2 separate regions of the Homo sapiens genome follow, and region 1 is linked to region 2. A link is a loop called in an ENCODE intact Hi-C map of the cell type or tissue named here. Cell type or tissue: right lobe of liver. All regions are shown on one strand. Links, peaks and the distances in the headings refer to the core of each region. The heading gives the core; the rest is flanking DNA. Region 1 has its middle 91 kb from the start of ZC3H12C. Region 2 overlaps LOC105369484 (a long non-coding RNA gene).

Region 1 (10,383 bases), core at 1,670-9,669, 220 kb after region 2:
CAGGAGAACTCATCCAAGGTCCACCCAAGGGCCAGAAGCCGGGGAACTGATGCCAGACACATTTTGGAAGTAGGATCAAACTAGGCTTTTTATTTGGGTGATGCTGGATAAGCTTTTTGCCCTGTAACCATCCATCACACGTGGAATCCTGGGCCTGAGCCCCAGTGGCAAAAAGTGACAATGAACACCACGCCAGGAAGTACCATGCCCAGCCCAGAGCCACCACCCAGCAAATATTCATTCCTGTCACTGCCCTGGCCTTTCCATTGTCTCTAGGATGTTAAGGCCCCATCTTCCCAGTTCCACTTGTGCCCTCCTAAATCCTGCCTCCACAGAGTAATCAGAATATTCTCTTAAATATCTAGGCCAGGCATGGTGGCTCATGCCTGTAATCCCAGCACTTCGGAAGGCCGAGGTGGGCATATCACCTGAGGTTGGAAGTTTGAAACCAGCCTGGTCAACATGGCAAAACCCTGTCTCTACTAAAAATACAAAAATTAGCCAGGCGTGGTGGTGGGTGCCTGTAATCCCAGCTATTCGGGAAGCCAAGGCAGGAGAATCACTTGAACCCAGAGGCAGAAGTTGCAGTGAGCCAAGATCATACCACTGTACTCCAGCCTGGGCAACAGAGCAAGATTCTGTCTAAAAAACAATTATAATAATAAAATCTAACAAGGTTAAGTTGTACCTGCAGATCCAGCTATGGAATGCCTCAGCCTCTAGGCCTCCCTGCAGTGCTCTGGACTTTGTTCTTTTTCTTTTTCTTTTTCTTTTTTCTTTTTTTTTTTTTTTTGAGACAGAGTTTCCCTTTGTTGCCCGGGCTGGAGTGTAGTGGTGCAATCTCAGCTCACTGCAACCTCCGCCTCACAGGTTCAAGCGATTCTCCTGCCTCAGCCTCCTGAGTAGCTGGGACTACAGACAGGCACCACCACGCCTGGCTAATTTTTGTATTTTTAGTAGTGAAGGGGTTTCACCATGTTGGCCAGGCTGGTCTCGAACTCCTGACCTCAAGTGATCTACCTGCCTTGGCCTCCCAAAGTGCTGAGATTACAGGCATGAGCCATGGCGCCTGGCCCTGGACTTTGTTCTTTAAGAAAGCTATTGAGTTGCAAAAGTGAAATTGACTGTGTAGATCTGCCTTGTCCTTCAGCGCTCATCATGCTATGTGCCAGCCAAATTGGACCCCATCCTATTTCCCCAACCCCCATATGGCCAAGGTTTTCCTCATTAGCTCCAGCTTTGGGCTGGGATTCATTCCCTCCCAACTTCAGCGGTCGGAATCTTCCCCTCCTCTCCAGGCCAGGAAGAAAGTGTCTCCTGCTGGAGTCCCCTGTCACCAATCTCACGGCAGGTCTCACCCTACCTTCAGTTACCCATTTCCCCGGGCCACTGTAGCAGGCAGCACACACACAGCTCTGTGGTCACCCTCGTGAAGCTGTTCCTCTAGTTCTGCTCTGTAGGGCTCCAGGCCCCTTCATCAGCCTTCTTGCAGTTTCCTCAGTCTGTGTGCATGCTCCTATCTCAGAACTTTTTTTTTTTTTTTTGAGACAGTCTCGCTCTGTCCCCCATGCTGGAGTGCAGTGGTGCGATCTCGGCTAACTGCAACCTCCACATTTTTGTCATTCCCTTTGCCTGGCTTTATCCTTCCAGGTGCTGCGTGGATCCTTCTCTCACTTTGGGTATCTGCTCAAACATCACCTTCTCAGTGAAGCCGTCCTGATATTTAGAAAATCGGAGCTCCAGCCCCCCTCTTGGATGTGCCCCGTGTTATATTCCTCCACAGCATGAAACCTTCGGATGAACTGTGTGGCTCCTTTATCGCTCAGCCCGGTCCTGGGACACACACTCCATGAAGGCAGGGCCTTGGTTGATTTGTTTGCTCCGTTCACATATGATGAATGAGTGGACAAAACTGCTTCATTGCCCCATTCCAGGTATCACCTTGGAATGTGTCTGGATCTGCCTGGATTAGAGCAGCTCAGGTGGTGGCCAGGACCCAGGCTACACACACACACGCACACCAGCTCAGGGCTGCATCTTTTTTTTTTTTTTTGAGACGGAGTCTTGCCCTGTCACTCAGGCTGGACTACAAATGGAGCGAACTCGACTCACTACAACCTCCGCCTCCCGGGTTGAAACAATTCTCCTGCCTCAGCCTCCTGAGTAGCTGGGATTATAGGCACCCGCCACCACGCCCAGCTGATTTTTTGTATTTTTAGTAGAGACGGGGTTTCATCATGTTGGCCAGGCTGGTCTTGATCTCCTGACCTCATGATCTGCCCGCCTCGGCCTCCCAGAGTGCTGGGATTGCAGGCGTGAGCCACCGCGCCTGGCCAGGGCTGCATCTTAATGCTCCTCTAAGGTCGTGAGCTATGTGAGGTTGGCCCCTTCCCAGTATCTTCCACTGCCCTGTGCCCTGGTGGACAAGAGGTCAAGGGGCCTAGAAGAGTTGGGCAGCAGAGCCTCAGGGCTTGGCCAAGAATGGGGGCATGGCCCCTGTGCCTTCATTTTACAATGTGTGGCTTTGAAGGGTGGTCCCAGAAATGGCAATGGACAAAGGCAAGTACCAGGCTGTACAGTCCGGAGCATATCTACCAACTTCCAACAGAGCAAGGGAAGAGAGGCGTCCAAGGCCATGTTATCACACATACACCAGGTGGCTTACCAGGGCAGGGGCATTTTAAGTCAGCTTCACTGTCCTGCAGCAGTGGCCTGAAAAAAAAGGGGGCAGCTTTTATTCCGAGACATTGTTACCACCTCAGACTCAGACCCAGGCACACCCTGGAGTCATCAGCAGCTCCATCAACTCCTGATGACTTGGGTACAAGGCCCCCTCACCTGGCAATCTGCACACTCCTCACCCCTCCCTGTTCCTCCCTCGGCCACCCTCTCCCATGCCTACTGTGCTCCAGGGCCAGCACAAGAGAAGGTGGGGGAGAGACACCCAGCAGCTGCTTTAGCAGCTTTCTGAGTGGAAAAAGCTGAGACTTCCAATTCTACCCTTCTCCTCTGAGCTCTCAGCGAGTGAGGACTACTGAGCTCCACAGATTCCTTGCCGCAGTGCTGGGTGCCAAGGGAGACGCGGAAGAGGTGGAGCTCCAGGAGGGCAGAGACGCCTTCCAGCCACTCATTGTGCAGCATCTCCAGTGCCCAGGACTTTGAGGAGGGTCAGAAATATTTGTTGAATGAATGTGGCCGGGCATGGTGGCTCATGCCTGTAATCCCAGCACTTTGGGAAACCAAGGTCCTTGGATTGCTGGGCTCAGGAGTTTGAGACCAGCCTGGGCAACATGGCAAAACCCCGTCTCTACTGAAAATACAAAAACCAGCCGGGTGTGGTGGCACACACCTGTAGTCCCAGCTACTCGGGAGGCTGAGGTGGGAGGATGGTTTAAGCCTGAGAGATGGAGGTTGCAGTGAGCTGAGATCTTGCCACGGTACTCCAGCCAGGGTGACAGAGCCAGCCCCTGTCTCAAACAACAACAACAACAACTTATTGAATGAATGAATAGGAGAATGGTAATTCTCTTGGGTAATCCTGTTCCTCATTGCCATGGGCAATGGTTTCTCAGAACTTGTACCAAGTCTCTTCATTTCTGCCTTTAGGGAAACTTTTGACAACCATCCCTCAAGGCCAGGTGAGCAGGCTGTCCGGGGTAACAGGACATATGAATAGCATTGCTGCATTTAGTTAAACCAGAAGGAACTGAAGATGAGTTCTGAGCGTCTACGGATTCTATGTATTTGGGGAGGAACAAAATAAAATATCTATGTTACAGAGAGCAAATCATTCTTTTACAGGCGTCAGAATTGAAATCCAGGGAGGCTAAATGATTTGCCCAAAGTCATGCAGCAGAAAATGGCACAGTTGGCCTTAGAATGCGACTCATCCCAAACCAATGCTAGGCACAGCCAGACCACAGGAGTCAGCCCACTGTGAGGACAGTGAAGGGTGATGACTCAAGCTTGCTAATGTGGGTTACCCGCACCTTGGTTCAACCACCAATGAAAAAACAGCCACTGATGAAGAAATATGGTGGGTACAGGGTGCAGCAGACCTGAGTGTACACACCCAGGACCTGCCAGCTCCTCTCAGAGGTGGCGATGCAGCCCAGTGCCCAGTCTACGTGGAGGGAGGAGCACTCCAGGTGAGAAGCTCTACTTGGCTTGCCATCTGCTATTAATATATGTATATCTGTATCGATAGATACTAGAAAAGTTCTTGCGTTCTTGCTCTGTCACCCAGGCTGGAGTACAGCGGCACAATCACAGCTCACTGCAGCTGCAAACTCCTGGGCTCAAGTGATCCTCCCACCTCAGTCTCCTAAATAGCTGGGACTACAGGTACACGCTAACAGCCCAGCCAATTTATTTTTCTGTAGAGAAAGTGTCCCACTATGATGCTCAGACAGGTCCCCAACTCCTAGTCTCAAGCGATCCTTCTGCCTCTGCCTCCCAAAGTGCTGGGATCACAGGCATAAGCCACTGCACCCAGACTATCTGCTATATTTTTAAGCCTGGTGAAGCCATTACAAATAACACTCAGATGACCTTTTTTCTCTGCCACTGCTCTATTACCTGTTCACTTCTGTCCCTCATTTCTCCTAGAGTCATCAGGCCCACTGAAGGGGCCAGGGCAGCAGGACTCAGTCTGTCACCAAGCCTGGCTTTAGGCCACCATGATTGTTTTCCCCAGAGTTGCAATTCAGCAGGAGTAGGCAAGACCTACGCCAGCTGAAATGGCACCCTGGACTACAGGGCTCTGGCCACGCTGCTATCGATGCTTAGGACTAGGCCGTGCTTTGTGTTGGGAGGGCTGTCCTGTGCATTGTAGGATGTTTTCCAGCATCCCAGGCCTATCCCTGCTAGATGTCAGTGCCACACACACCCAAATCTCAGCAATCACAAACATCCCCAGACATGTCCCCTGGAAGACCACCAGTGTGCAAGATACAGATACTGTAGAATAACAGGAGGGAGAGGGAGCACGTGAGAGCCCAAGGGCAGAGGGGATGATAGAACAATCTGGCGCTGGAGACGGAGCTGATCTGAGCACTGTGGCAGCAACAGGGATGTTCACCAAATCTTCCCTTTGCTATCCTGCCTTTCCCATCCCCCTTGTAGCCAAGAGAACTCGCTATATGACTAGCTCTGACCATGAAATATTGGCAGAAGAGACAGGTGTCATTCCCAAGCCCAGGCGGTGAACAGCCCTGTGGGGTTCTCCAGCCTCTGTCTCCCTGACATGGTGCCTAAGAGGTCATATGTTCCTCCTGGTGTAGGGAAATCCAGGTCCCTGAGGGACTGTGCAGAACAAGATGCCCCCAAATGAACAGAGAGCAAGGCACGGGCCTCTAAGGTGTAAGCCTTGCAGGGTGGGTGGTAGAGCCTCACCTGCTCTGACTGATGGAAATCGGCAGAGGGAAGAAGGGAAACCCCTTCTGATGGGGGTGGGAGGCCTGAAGGAAGCCCTGGAGATGGGAAAGTCCTAGAGGGAACTGGCTGTACTGGAACAGCCACACTGTGCCAGGAAGTTGCAAAAACTTGTTGCAGGTGGGAGGCGGGGTGTGCAGCGGGCAGCCCACTCACAGAGGCTGGAGTGAAGGATGTGTGGTCAACAACACGGATGATCAGAGGAGAGACATTTTTAGGAATTCATTGCGTTTGTGGAGTAAAAGAAAGCAGACACGACACATAGAACCTGCTGAATGATGTCAATTATATAAAGTGCAAGCCAGATAAAACATATCTACCTGTTAGAGTTTGAGACGGTGCTGACCTTGGAGGGGGGGCTAGGGCCTGAGAAAAGCACTAGGGATGTCTGCGGGGACACACTCTGCTCTGGCCTTCTCCTGAATCCACTGGCATTCATCACACGGTTCCCTAACCCGCAAATGTTTGTACTTTTACACTTCAATGACAAGTCATTAAAATCCACTAGCTCCATCATTATTAAAAAGTCTTTATTTGTGCACAGTGCTGTACAAGGTTTTATCCAAGGAGAACTGAGCATGTCTCAAACTCTGTTTTAAAATAGCAATTTCAGGGCTGATGTACAGCTGCTGTTGACTCATCTTGCTTTCTGCATAGAACAGAAATGAGGATAATCCATAATCATTTGTTTCTCCCCAAGGCCGTGGGCTAGAAGAGGATATTGATTTGTAAGAATTACTCATGCTGACCGAGGACTGTTTGCCAGCCCCAGGTTAGCAAAGGAGGCCCAGCTGACTCAGACAGCCTTGAGAACATTGGGTTCTTCTGGAGTTTGAGGGAACAATAACAGAATGCCTTCTCTTAGCCAAGTGTTCCTTGGGTCTTCAGTGTGGTCTCCAGTCCAGCAGCCTCAGTTTCACTTGGGAACTTGTCTGAAATGCAAATTCTTGGGCCCCACTGCTGACATGCTGAATCAGAAACTCTGGTAGCGGAGCCCAGCATGTGTGTTTTCACAACTCCTGCAGGCAGTTCTGCTGCACATTCGAGTGAGAACCACGGGCTAAATCCATTGAGAAACAAAGCAAAAGAATAAGGCCGTGAAGCTGTCAGACCACCTTCATCCTTGATAAAGCTAGCACTAGAGAATGTGGGCTTATGCCTGTGGCGACTGGGCTTTCTAATACTGAACCCCAGACTTGCCCCTCCCAGGTGGGAGCCTGGCCTCTGTGAAACTATGGCATGGAAGAGCATACTATGGCGTGGAGGTGCTTATGCTTCCTGCAGACAGCTCATTCCCCAAAGGAAAATCCGGGAACAGGACTGGGCTACAAACCTACCAGTCAAGCAACTCATCCCACCTGCCTGGAAGCAAATGAGTGGACCACCAGGGAAAGGGTATGGTGCTGACTGATGACTGTTGCATCCACGCTGGAGGAGGGAAGCCCCCCAAACCAATGCATTTCCTAAGTATTAGTGACTAGCTTCCCCGCTTTGTGTTGCTACACCCATCAGCTTTGGGCTTACACAGTTGGGAATAGAACTTGACCAGGACTGACATCTGATAGTTACAGAAGCACTCTTCATGGGTCACTGCCCAGCTTGACGGGTGTGGGCAATTCACGCGTGAAGAAAAGTGGGTTCTTGTTCTGAGACTTCAGCTTCCCATCAGAGCATCCCAATGATAAACACACACTGCAGTCTTTCTGCCCTGTGCAGAAGAGAGCCAAGAAGAAATCCAGCCAACAGGGCATGAAAAGTGAGAGCCAAGTATGTTCTGTTTCCTCAGAAAGATTTTGACTAGGTGGTGCTTTGACCTGTCATTATCTTAATGCATTTTTTGGTATCTGAACATAGGCAATCTTCATCACTCGTTTTTTTTTCCCCGCAAGATGGTGAATTACAGGCTTCTAGCATGCCTCAGCCACTTGGAAATAGCAAAATAGTGCATAAAGATCAATTCTGTGAGCTTTAAGATGGAAAATGGGAATCCATCAGCATAACAAAAGACATCCCAGATCCCAAGGAGAAGGTAGGCAGGCAGCCCCCATGATGGCACCCAGCCAATAAAAGTGAGTGACGCCCCAGAAACTAGGAGGGTCAGAGAGTCCCTCATGGCCCATCTTTCCGCAGGGGTTCCATACAACCCAGGCCAAGGGAGAGCATTTCATTTCTCCCAAGCCCTGGAGCGGACTTATGAAGCAGCTTGGACACGGAAAAGTGGCAGATATTTTCCCAGACCCGGGATCAAGAGAAGGATGCCACTTTTAATCCAGGCTCATACAAAGTCAGTCATTCTTTGGTGACCCTGGCAGTGTAGCCATGCAGGCATTTTAGTCTCAGGTTAGAGATTGGAGCATTTGCTCTGGAGCAGGGTAGGGCCCTCCACAGCCAGAACTGGGCAGCAAATGTGGAAGGTGTCCCAGCAGTAGGCACTGGAACTGTGCTCTCCTCTGTCACAGGCCTGGAGTGGGAGGAGGGCTGCCACGGCCACAGTTTCTCCTGGGCAAAAAGATTTGTAGTCAGAGCCAACTTGGCACCCTGGAACCGTCTGCATGTGTAATTACTGGGTGCCTTAGAGATCGTGGCACAGCAGGGCCCTCTCTACTCTACCCCCAGACATATCTCCAGGTATTTGGAGCAGCTGCTCACCTGAACTAACAGCCTGAACTGCTCCAGTCTTCCTGAGTGAGTCCTTGGTGTAGCGGGGCCCTCTTTGCTCCACACTCAGGGAGACCTCCAGGCATTTGGAGCACCTGCTCCCATGGATTAGCAGCCTGGATCACCCCATCCTTCCTGTATGGAGTTTGTGGTGCAGGAGGCGCTCTCTTTGCTTCATGCCCAGGCAGATCTCCAGGCATATAGAGCACCTTCCTACCCAGATAGCCTGAGTTACTCCACCCTTCCTGAGCAGAGATCATGGTGCAGGGGGCCATTTTTGATCCTCCAGGCAGATCTCCAGCAATCTGGAGCACCCACTCACTCTCCTAGAGCAGGAGTTTAGGATGCCCCCACTCCCTGTGCAGAGAACTTGGAGCTGAGAAGTTCCCCAGCTCCATACCTAGGCACACCTCTGGGTGCTTGATGGCTGCCCATTGGACCTCTTCCTCTGCACTGGTGCTTATGCTTGCCATTAGGGGACCTGTAAGCAGTCATTCCCAGTCCAGCCCCACTTATCTTGGTCCTGTCCACCCACCCATCTTGGTCTCCCCTTCCGGGGGTTGAGCAGGGAGTTCGGACCATGGTGCACTGCACAGATCAACCCATTGCCTGAGGAAAAAAGAGAGCTTCTTCCGGTAACAAGGATCAAGTATACACCCATCTGTGTTGGCTGCAGCTGGCTTTTACCCACAAGTGCCATCCACTGGCCTGTAGATCAAACCACACTGCCCAATATAAAACCTGCCAACAGAAGTGCATAGGGCTATTCATAAAAAGAACAAAAGAATGGCATTGGCCGGGCATGGTGGCTCATGCCTGTAATCCCAGAACTTTGGGAGGCCGAGGCAGACACATCACTTGAGGTCAGGAGTTCAAGACCAGCCTGGCCAAGATGGCGAAACCCCATCTCTACCAAAAATATAAAAATTAACCAGGCATGGTGGTGCGCCCTTGTGATCCCAGCTACTCGGGAGGCTGAGGCAGGAGAATCACTTGAACCCAGGAGGCAGAGGTTGCAGTGAGCCAAGATCACACCACTGCACTCCAGCCTGGGCAACAAGAGCGAGACTCTGTCTCAAAATAATAATAATAATAATAATAATAATAATAATAATAATAACAATAATAATGGCATTCGCAGCAACCTGGATGGAGCTGGAGACCATTATTTTAAGTGAAATAACTCCGGAATGGAAAAGCGAACATCGTATGTTCTCACTTATAAGTGGGAGCTAAGCTATGAGGACGCAAAGGCATAAGAATGATACAATGGACTTTGGGAACTTAGGAGGAAGGATGGGAGGGGGGTGAGGGATAAAAGACTACATATTGGGTAACAGTGTACACTGCTCGGGTGATGGGTGGACCTAAATCCCAGAAATCACCACTAAAGAACTTATTCGTGTAACCAAACACAACTAACAGGCTAACAGGGAGCTTCTCAGCAGAAACCTTACAAGCCAGAAAAGACTGGGGGCTTCTTATGGCATTCTCAAAGAAATTCCAACAAAGATGCTATATCCTACCACACTAAGCTTCATAAGCAAAGAAGAAATAACCTCTTTTATAGACAAGCAATCACTAAGAGAATTTTTTTACCACCAGACCAGACTTATAAGAGATCCTTAAGGGTGTTCTAAACATGGAAATGAAAAAACAATACCTATCACCACAAAACACTCTTACATACATGGCTCACAGACCCTATAAAGCAACCGCACAATAGAAACTACAAAATAGCTAGCTAATAACTTCACGATAGGATCCAAACCTCACATATCAACGTTAACATTGAATGTCAATGTTCTGAATGCCCCACGTAAAAAGCACAGAGTGACAAATTCGACTTTAAAAAAACCAAAGACCCATACATCTACTATCTTCAAGAGACCCACTGACATTTAATGACACCCATAGGTTCAAAGTAAAGGGTTGGAGGAAGATCTATCATGCAAATGGAAAATAAACGAGAGCAGGAGCCAATAGTTTTATATCAGATAAAACAAACTTTAAATGAACAACAGGTAAAAAAAAAAAAAAAAAAAAAAAAAGACAAGGGCATTACATAATGACAAAGGGATCAATTCAACAAGAGACTTAATTATCCTGAACATATATATGCACCCAACATTGGAGCATCCAGCTTAATAAAACAAGTACTTCTGGACTATGAAAATACTTAGCCACACAATAATTGTGGGGTCCTTTAACACTCAACCAACGGCATTAGATCATCAAGGCAGAAAACTAAAAAATTTTGGACTTAAATTTGACATTTGACCAATGGGGCCT
Region 2 (10,383 bases), core at 785-8,784:
CCCAGACATGTGAGCATTCAAAATCAAGAGCACTTTCACCCATAGTCATTGATGATGAAAAACACAGGTTGAATACATGTGGCTGCTTCTGATTTTTAAGCACACACAAAACTCTTGTACCACTGGAGCGAACCCACCAGCCATCAATGACTGCATGACGCCTTTCCCCCAGTTCTTTGCTCTCAACAGTAATTCCCTTTGCCATAACTTTCTGTTTTCTGCAGTGCCAGCCAGTCGTGACTGGTTGTGGCATCTCTAACAAAAGATACTGGATGTTGTTTTAAAGTCCCATGGTTGCATTTCAGAGCTAAAAATAGGACTATGCTATATCATCTGATATTTTCAGATGATCAGCTACACCACTTCCCTCCTTTCTGAAACTTACAGAGGTAAGTGAATTTTAAAATTTTGTTCTTTGAACAGCTCACTTTAGAGAACAATAGAGCCATTACACAAGCATACTTAATTTCAACTCTATACATTTAGCCCATTTCCCCCAACCCACTTTCCCCTCATTTCATGGGCTACTAAAAATATAGAACTAAATAGTGTGGCCCACCTGGAAATGAGTGTGTACACTGTTTAGCCTGAATGAGTGCTTGTGTGTGTTAAAGGAACAGGCTGCCTTCCAGGTGTCACCTCACATTTGGTTTCATTTTACTTTTCTCTAGTCATATGCCTTTGCCCTGACTTCCATGCCTGTTTTTACATTTTATTTTACAGAAATTATGTATTTCTGTAATGCAGTTTATAAAAATGATAAGAATATTAATCAATGTGCTTACTTTCATCAGCTTCAGTCAAACTTCTATTTACCCATCTTCAAATTATTTGCTCAAATTATATCTACAAGGCAAAAGGAAAGTAAATAAGGAAAGAATCCTGCTACTGAGGATTAAAAGCACCTTTTACATAATAACTAATGAATTTTGCAGACTGGCTGTGAACATGGCTGACAGCATCAAATAGATATGCCAGTGGTGAATTTTTGCTCTGTCCATGTGAATATAACCTTAATTTAAGATCATAATAAAATTTGAAACAGTGAAACAAGAGTGAGATTTAACCTCATTAAGATCAGGGAGCACATCTTCTTTCAATAACTATTTCAAACACGTTTACATATAGACTCACGCAGGCAAAGTAACCACAATTACTGTTTTTAAAGTGAAATACGTTAATATGTTACCTATTCTACAGAAACACGTAAGAACCTTCGGAAGCAAAATAATAACATCATTTGAAATATGAATAGTTACCCGAAAACCTATAGCAATCCAAAGCCAAATTTAAGATGAACAAACTTAAGATGTCCAAAATTTAAGTTGAGACAGCCTTTTGCTCTTGGCAAGCTACAAAATAAATACAAGTTCCCCTCCCTTTATGTCACACACACAATTTAGGGGAGCTCACTTGGACAATATTTGTACTGTGATACATAACGTCATCTAGAATATAAGTCAGAGTACCCAGCTATTTCTCTCTTTTGTGATTATTCACTTTAAAATTACAAGTTCTGATTCATTTTTAGATTTCAAATGATCAAAACTTTTATCTGTTTTTAAAATGCCTATATTCCTTGGTTTTCTCTAATCAAGGAAGTGAATAGGTATCTTAGCAAGAGAGGTCATGGGGAAGATTGCAAGCATTATACTATGCACTGTTGAGTGGGTTCAGAATAGTTTATATTATCATAAAAACAAATTGACATCAATAGCATAATTGCTGCATGAATAATCTTAGAACAAGTGAGACCTTTCAAGGCTTTTTTATTGTAAGCAATCATTATGCTCACCACATAAAACAAATGCCTTCTGGGAACTTTTAAAATAAGACTCAGCTTTTTCTAGCTTGTATTTCTTGGTTTCAACATGAGATATCTAAAAGATGAAAGAAGCTGTTCTGGCTATAGGGATAATACTGTGTGTAGCCATGGGTGATTTATGCAGTAAATTAAGGGAAAAAGTTGCACATGTAATGAGATATTGGTGAGCGAGTTCTCATTACCATCATAATATTTGGCACCAAAATTTAATAACTCCTTTTGCATGTGAATGCAAAAAAAGAGCATTTTAACATTAATTAAAAGCCCATAATCATACTGGATGAAAGAGAGAATGTTAACCCAACTTTACATATGAGATACGGAGTCACGGAGATTAAGAAAATGACCCAGGCAGATTTTTTAAATTATTCATAATGCCACAATATGTCGATGGTGAAAGGGAAATCAGCATAGACTCCCACAACTACCGCTGTTCTCATCATTGCCTTGTATGGAACAGAAGCCTGGTAATTAGGGCTTCTGATTTCTACAGATGTTCCCACTCCCTCTTCTGCCCTGCATTCCCTCAGCGCTAATGAATTCAGTATTAATTTGCAATCGATGATTGAGAAAATAAAAAGCTGTCTTCAATTCCTTTAGGGCAGAAAACAGTTCTTTAATTTTCTCTGAATTTCCCCATATTTCTCTGGTTCAGCTTCATGAAATGTGCAAGCAAAGAGTTCCTAGGTTGAGCAAACTTAAAGGGGTTTCTTTACTCCAAAAATTCTCGGAGCCTTGACTATACCGATGTACATTGCAAAGCTCCAAGAAAGAAATATTACTTGCAGATTTATGTGACCACAGAATCTGCGTTTCATGGATGTGGTAGGCAGAATAATGGCCTCCCAGAGATGTCCATTTCCTAATCCCTGGAAATTTACAAGGCAAAGGGGATGGAACTTTACAAGGCAAAGGGGAATTACAGTAGCAAATGGAATAAAGGTTGTTAATCAGCCAATCTTAAAATAGTGAGGTTATCCTGGATTATCTGTGTGAATCCAATATAATCACAAAGGTCCTTAAAACTAGAACCGGAAGGCAGAAGACAGTGTCAGAGTGATTTAGCATGAGAAACACTTGACCAGTCATTGCTGGCTCTGAAGATGTCAGGAGGCAGAGGAGTATGGGAAGCTCCAGCCTCCAGAAGGAATGCAGCACTGCTGATACTTTTATTTTAACCCAGTGAGACCTCTTTCAGATTTTTACCTCCAGAACTGTAAGATAATAAATTCGTGTTGTATTAAGCCACCAAGTTTGTTGTAATTTATGACAGCAGCCATAAGAAACTAATACAGTGGGGCCCATTAATGTCTTACTAATACCTCCCAGAATTATAGTTCTGTGTTACAATTTTTAGAGAAATGCTATTCAACCTGTAACAGGGGCCCACATCAGACTGTCAATCAATAAATATTATAGACTGAATAATTCATTTTTTTTGTATGAGAATTGTTAGTATTTGGTCATTAAGCCAGCCCATCTGTTAGCCTATTTCACTATCTTTGCATTTTATAACAACAATTTCTACCAGCCATTTTGAATCATGAAGCAAAAATGCATTTACTTTAAATGATGCTAAAATAAACGGTATGGAATAGATTCAGTGCATCTCAAATTTTAATGTGCATGCAAACCACCTGGAGAATCCTCTTAAAATGCAGATTCTGATTCCGTAGCTCTGGCATGAGAACTGAGAGTGTGCATTTCTAACACGCTCCCAGGTGACACCAATGCTGGTGATCTGTGGACCAAACTTTAAATAGCAAAGAACAAAAGAGGACAACCCCTGTCATACCCTCTATTCCCTGCCATAGAAACCTTTCTGTTCTCCCTGTAGTCCCAGCTACACGGGAGGCTGAGGCAGGAGAATGGCATGAACCCAGGAGGTGGAGCTTGCAGTGAGCCGAGATAGTGCCACTGCACTCCAGCCTGGGTGACAGAGCGAGACTCTGTCTCAAAAAAAAAAAAAAAAAAAGACTTTTCTGATCTCCCAGGTGGAATTAGGCAAATCCTCCTTGCTCTGCTTTTAGGACCATTACTGATCCCAAACAGAAAATATTCAAGGAATTTTAGTTTAATACTTAGAAGACTCAGCTTCTAGTTAATACAGTATATTTGTAAATTATAAAATAAATATAGTCTCATGAAAGACAATTCATAAAATAGAAGAAAGAGTAATTTTAATCATCCACAGTCTCAGCACCCAAAGATATGCCTTATTAACATTCCAATGTCTTTCCTTCAAGACTTCTTTCTCTACAGAGATTCTGTTTTACATATTTGACATCATATTGCATATCTCAATTTTTTAATCAAACATCATGTATGCACATATATACATATAAAGTGGTGACAGATTGAATTATTGGTCTCAATTCTTCACTCCTCTCTAATAGAATTATATATCCACACTCTTGCCACTCTGGGGAAGAGCATCCCAATTTTTCTCCCTTCTAATAGAAATATGTCTTTACTTTCGCCAGGCTGGTGAGCAGAGAGTTATTCCCAACACCTTGACTTTGGGATTAATCAAGTGATTTACATTGGCCAAAGGGTTATTAGTGGACAAATATTTTTTAATGTAGGTTTTATTATTTAAGATATGGCAAAGCCAACAGATCAGGAGACAGCTACCACTGTAAACATAGTTTGTTACACTCAACAGACCCCAAGACAAAAGGGCATGCCACACCATAATGCAGGGCCACATGGGGAAGCACCAGGGTCAGTCAAGGGCAGAGGAAGCAGGGAGAAGATTTTATTGTCATTTCTGCGGGAAAAATAATGGGCAAGGCAGGGTAAGCAGGTTTAGGATTGGCCACTTTGAATAATTTCAGTGGACTCTATGGTACAGTTGTCTGGTATTTGGTCCTGGAGTATCGGCCCAGAATGTAAGAGTTCATTAATGGAGGTGTTGGGGGGTATGAGCTCTGGAGTAGTTGGTTTGTGTATGAAAGGTGCACTCTTAGGCCAGTAGTTTGCTATCTCTAGGAATTAGCTAACCCTGGGAGAAGTAGTCACTCCAGGGTCAGCAAGGCCCCAAGATGTCAAAGCATCAACAAAAACAGAGTATAAAGACATGATTACCACAGCATGATGCAAACAAGGGCTTGGAATGTGCTGATGTGGTTGGGCTTGTTCTCTTGCAATGTGATTGTCTGCAATGAGAAAAGCTCATGCAGCCAGGGTTGCAGAACAACCACACAGGGAGCAGGCCTGGACCCAACTCAAGGTCAGGAGCTAAGCCCAGCTGACTCCCAGCCAGCAGCGGAGGCAAACCCCGGCCAGTCCACATAAGCCAGAAACTAATGCTTACTGCTGCCTGCCTCTGAGATTTTGTGGTTGTTTGTTATAGAGCATTATGGTGGCAATAGCTGAATATGTTGGAAGTGGGGTCCTGCCATAACAAATCCCAAAATATGTGCCATCAGCTTTAGGACTGGAAATTAGACAAGAAGAATATTGTTCTAAAAGCCTGGAAAAAATGGTGGTCCATGTTATATAGTAGTGAAAGTAAAGCATTTGTTTTAACTGTTACTTTCAATAAACCAAAAGACAGACAATGGACCTGATAAAGTTGGGATGATGACCAAGCAAGTTTCAATTCGCAATGCTGATAGGGTAAGCGGGTTGTTGAATTGCATTTGAAAAGTTATGATAAGAGATGGGTTCTGTAATGGTTAATATTGAGTATCAACTTGATTGGATTCAAGGATGCAAAGTATTGTTCCTGGGTGTGTCTGTGAGGTTGTTGCCAAAGGAGATTAACATTTGAGTCAGTGGACTGGGAGAGGCAGACCCACTCTCAATCTGGGTGGTCACCATCTAATCAGCTGCCAACATGGCTAGAATAAAGCAGGCAGAAGAAGTTGGAAAGACGAGATTCACTGAGTCTTCTGGTCTTCATCTTTCTTCCATGCTGGAGACTTCCTGCCCTCAACTATCAGACTCAAAGTTATTCAGCTTTTAGACTCTCAGGTTTGCACCAGTGGTTTATCAGGGGCTCTCAAGCCATTGGCCACATACTGAAGGCTGCACTGTCAGCTTTCCTACTTTTGAGGTTTTGGGACTCAGACTGGCTTCCTTGCTCCTCAGCTTGCAGTTGGCCTATTGTTGGACTTCACCTTGTGATTGTGTGAGTCAATACTCCTTAATAAACTCCCCTTCATGTATACATTTATCCTATTAGTTCTGTCCCTCTAGAAGACCCTGATTAATCCAGGTTTTGGTACCAGGAGCAGTTCTAGAGGAAGAGAATTTTAAGGATGGATTTCTTTAGTTGGTTTTGGGGTTTCTGGAGTTGGCTACTTAATATGATGAGACTCAAAAATGTTAAGGACTCTACTTCTAACAGTCTGGAGAACACCGATGGTCCTTGGAGTGAACTGTTTAGAGAGTTATGCAAACTAAATGCATTTGATACTCCTGATTAATCGCTCATGAGAGGCAAGGAGTTTAGTGACTCTATACATAATACCTTTGACCATATGTGGAGAATCAAGAAATATAATGAAGTTGGTTGGTTGCTCTTAAGTTCACTGGACAAAGTGATGAAAGGAAAGGATGAGCTCAGGGATTCTAACTTCCAGCTCTAGAAGCACATACTGAGCCTCAAGTCTTCTAAGTTTGCCCCAAGTGAGACTCTTATCTCCTATAGACAAAGGACTGAAATTGCAGAAAATCAGACACAAGCTCTTATAATGAGAATGGCTAACCTGCAAGGAAAGGTGCATGCTCAGCCTCATCAGATGTCTACTGTTAAAGTGAGAGCATTGACTGGAAAAGAATAGGACTCTGCAACTTGGAATGGAGATGTGTAAGAGGACCCTCACTACACTGAGCTTGTAAACTCTGATGAGTTTTTTTTGCCAGAGGAAACAGCCTCCCCACCCTCAGTGGTGGCAACATCCCCTCCCCCACCAACATGGCCATCAACCTTTCCACCTTTATCTGAGGAGTTAAACCCTGCACTGACTGAGCCAACAGTGATGGCCTCCTCTGAGGCAGTTACCAGGCAAGACAATGCTGATTCTCCTCAGGACCCACCCCCAACACCCCTGTTTGCTTCTAGACCAATAAGTAGACTCAAGTCCCCGCAGACCCCTAGAGGCGAGGTTCAGAGTGTGACCTATGGGGAGGTGCACTACACTCCAAAAGAACTGCTTGAGTCTTTTAATTTATATAAGCAGAAATCTGGAGAATAGGCAAGGGAATGAACATTAAGGGTATGGGATAATGGTGGAAGGAACATAGAGTTGGATCAGGCTGAATTTATTGATATGGGCCCACTAAGAAGGGATCCTGCATTTAATGTTGCAGCTTAGGGAGTTTAAAAAGGTTCTAATAGTTTATTTGCTTGGTTAGCTGAAATATAGATTAACAGATGGCCCACTGTGAGTGAGCTGGAAATGCTTGATCTCCCCTGGTTTAATGTAGTGGAAGGGATCAAAAGGCTTAGGGAGATTGGAATACTAGAGTGGATTAGTCACTTTAGACCTACTCATTCCAGCTGGGAGGGTCCAGAAGACATACCCTTCACCAATACTTTCCAAAATAGATCTATGAGGGGAGAACCTATATCCTTGAAGAGCTTTGTGATTGCTCTTCTCCGTATGCCAGATCTTACAGTGAGAACCACAGTCACTTAATTAGAAAATTTAAATGCAATGAGAGTAATTGGATCTCAAGGTGGCAGTGGCCAAGTGGCAGCCCTCAACCGTCAAAAGCAAGGTGGGCATAGTTACTGTAATGGACAGCAGGGGCAAAGCAGCAATCAGAATAGTCTGACTCCAGTAGAGCTCTGGCATTAGCTAATTAATCACAGTGCTTCTAGAAGTGAAATTGATAGGAAGCCTACTGCATTCTTACTTGATTTGTATAAGCAGAAAACTTCCACATCAAGTGGACAAGACTAATTTCAATTATAAAAATAGAGAATCATGGCCCTTCAGTCAGTTTCCAGACTTGAGCCAGTTTACAGACCCAGAACCCCTTGAATGAAGGGGAGGCCAGGTTCCCTTGAGAAAGGACCCCACTACACTACCAACAATTTATGCTGCTAATCTTTCTCCCATCTTTCCCCAAGGAGACCTCCAGCCTTTTACCAGAGTAATTGTGTACTGGGGAAAGGGGAATGATCAGACTTTTGGGGGACTACTAGACACTGACTCTGAGCTGATGTTGATTCTAACTGACCCAAAATGTTATTGTTGTCCCCCAGTTAAAGTATGGGCTCATGGAGGTCAGGTAATTAATGGTGTTTTAGCTCAGGTCCAACTTACAATGGGTCTAGTGGGTCCCTGGGCTCATCCTGTTGTTTTCCCAGTGCCAGAATGCATAATTGGCATAGACATACTTAGCCACTGGCAGAACCCCCACATTGGCTCCCTGACAGGTAGGGAGAGGGCCATTACAGTGGGAAAGACCAAATGGAAGCCATTAGAACTGCCTCTACCTAGAAAAACAGTAAACCAAATCCAATATCGCATCCCTGGAGGGATTGCAGAGATTAACACCAGCATCAAGGACTTGAAAGATGCAGGGGAGGTGATTCCGATTCCCACCACATTCCCATTCAACTCTCCCATTTGGCCTGTGCAGAAGACAGATGGATCTTGGAGAATGGCAGTGGATTATTATAAGTTTAACCTAGTAGTGACTCCAATTGCAGCTGCTGTAACAGATGTGGTTTCATTGCTTGAATGAATTAACACATCTCCTGGTACCTGGTATGCAATCATTGATTTGGCAATTGCCTTTTTCTCCATTCCTGTCCATAAGGCCCACCAGAAGCAATTTGCCTTCATCTGGCAAGACCAGCAATACACTTTCACTATCTTACCTCAGGGGTATATCAACTCTCCAGCTTTGTGTCATAATCTTGTTCACAGAGATCTTGATCACTTTTTCCTTTCACAGAATATCACACTGGCCCATTATATTGATGACATTAGGCTGACTGGATCCAGTGAGCGAGACGTAGCAAACACATTGGACTTATTGGTGAGACATTTGCATGCCACGTGATGGGAAATAAATCCAACTAAAATTCAGAGACCTTTTACCTCAGTAAAATTTCTAGGGCTCCAGTGGTGTGTGGCCTATATCTTTATATATCTTTATATCCTTCTAAGGTGAAAGATAAGTTGCTTCATTTGGCCCCTCCTACAACCAAGAAAGAGGCACAACACCTAGTGGGCCTATTTGGATTCTGGAGGCAAAATATTCTTCATCTGGGTGTGTTACTCTGGCCCATTTATCAAGTGACCCAAAAGCCTGCTGATTTTGAATGGAGTCCAGAACAGGAGAAGGCTCTGCTGCAGGTCCAGGCTGCTGTGTAAGTGCTGGGGCCATATGACCCAGCAGATTCAATGGTGCTTGAGGTGTCAGTGGCAGATAGGGATGCTGTTTGGAGCCGTTGGCAGGCCCCCATAGGTGAATCAGAGCAGAGGCCTCTAGGATTTTGGAGCAAGGCCCTGCCATCTTCCACAGATAACTACTCTTCTTTTGAGAGACAGCTCTTGGCCTGTTACCAGGCTTTGGTGGAAACTGAATGTTTGACTACGGGTCATCAAGTCACCATGCAACCTGAACTGCCTATCATGAACTGGTTGCTTTCTGACCCATCTAGCCATAAAGTGGGTCATGCAGAGCAGCATTCCATCATTAAATGGAAGTGGTATGTATGTGATGGAGCTCAGGCTGTTCCTGAGGGCACAAGTAAGTTACATGAGAAAGTGGCTCAAATGCCCATGATCTCCACTTCTGTCACCCTGCCTTCTCTCCCTCAGCCTGCACCAATGACCTCATGAGGAGTTCCCTATGATGAGTTGACAGAGGAAGAGAAGACTAGGGCCTGGTTCACAGATGGTTCTGCATGATATGCAGGCACCACCTGAAAGTGGACAGCTGCACCACTACAGCCCCTTTCTAGGACATCCCTGAAGGACAGCGGTGAAGGGAAATCTTCCCAGTGAGCAGAACTTCAAGCAGTGCATCTGGCCGTGCACTTTGCTTGGAAGAAAAAATGGCCAGATGTGCGATTACATACTGATTTATGGGCTGTAGCCAATGGTTTGGCTGGATGGTCAGGGACTTGGAAGAAGCATGATTGGAAAATTGGTGACAAGGAAATTTGGGGAAGAGGTATATGGATGGACTTCTCTGAGTGGTAAAAAACTGTGAAGCTATTTGTATCTCATGTGAAGGTTCACTAAAGGGTGACCTCAGTAATCAAGTGGATAGGATGACTCATTCTGTGGATAACACTCAGCCTCTTTCCCCAGCCACCCCTCTCATCACCGAATGGGCCCATGAACAAAGTGGCCATGGTGGCAGGGACAGAGGTTATGCATGGGCTCAGCAACATGAACTTTCACTCGCCAAGGCTGACCTGGCTACAGCCACTGCTGAGTGCCCAATTTGCCAGCAGCAGAGACCAACACTGAGCTCTTGATATGGCACCATTCCTCAATCAGCCAGCTACTTGGTGACAGGCTGATTATATTGGAGCTCTTGCATCATGGAAAGAGCAATGGTTTGTTCTCACCAGAACAGAT

The links. Peaks named below come from ENCODE experiments on the same cell type or tissue, not always from the same donor. Only the 100,000 strongest peaks of a DNase experiment are listed, where the experiment ranks them.
Region 1: a loop joins it to region 2, with 2.3 times the contacts of the local background. A loop is called at or near these places in 11 of 110 quality-filtered maps.

The regions. Positions count from the first base shown.
Region 1 is chr11:110,179,127-110,189,509 of GRCh38, forward strand. It overlaps a transcript of RDX not described here. Among named protein-coding and RNA genes, the nearest start is that of ZC3H12C, 91 kb to the left of the region's middle. RefSeq lists an enhancer at 2,572-3,260. In right lobe of liver, for the core only: no CTCF peak of the experiment used is centred there; no DNase peak of the experiment used is centred there.
Region 2 is chr11:109,956,041-109,966,423 of GRCh38, forward strand. The region is part of intron 1 of LOC105369484 (a long non-coding RNA gene); the gene reads left to right. Among named protein-coding and RNA genes, the nearest start is that of ZC3H12C, 130 kb to the right of the region's middle. In right lobe of liver, for the core only: no CTCF peak of the experiment used is centred there; a DNase peak (open chromatin) is centred at 5,041.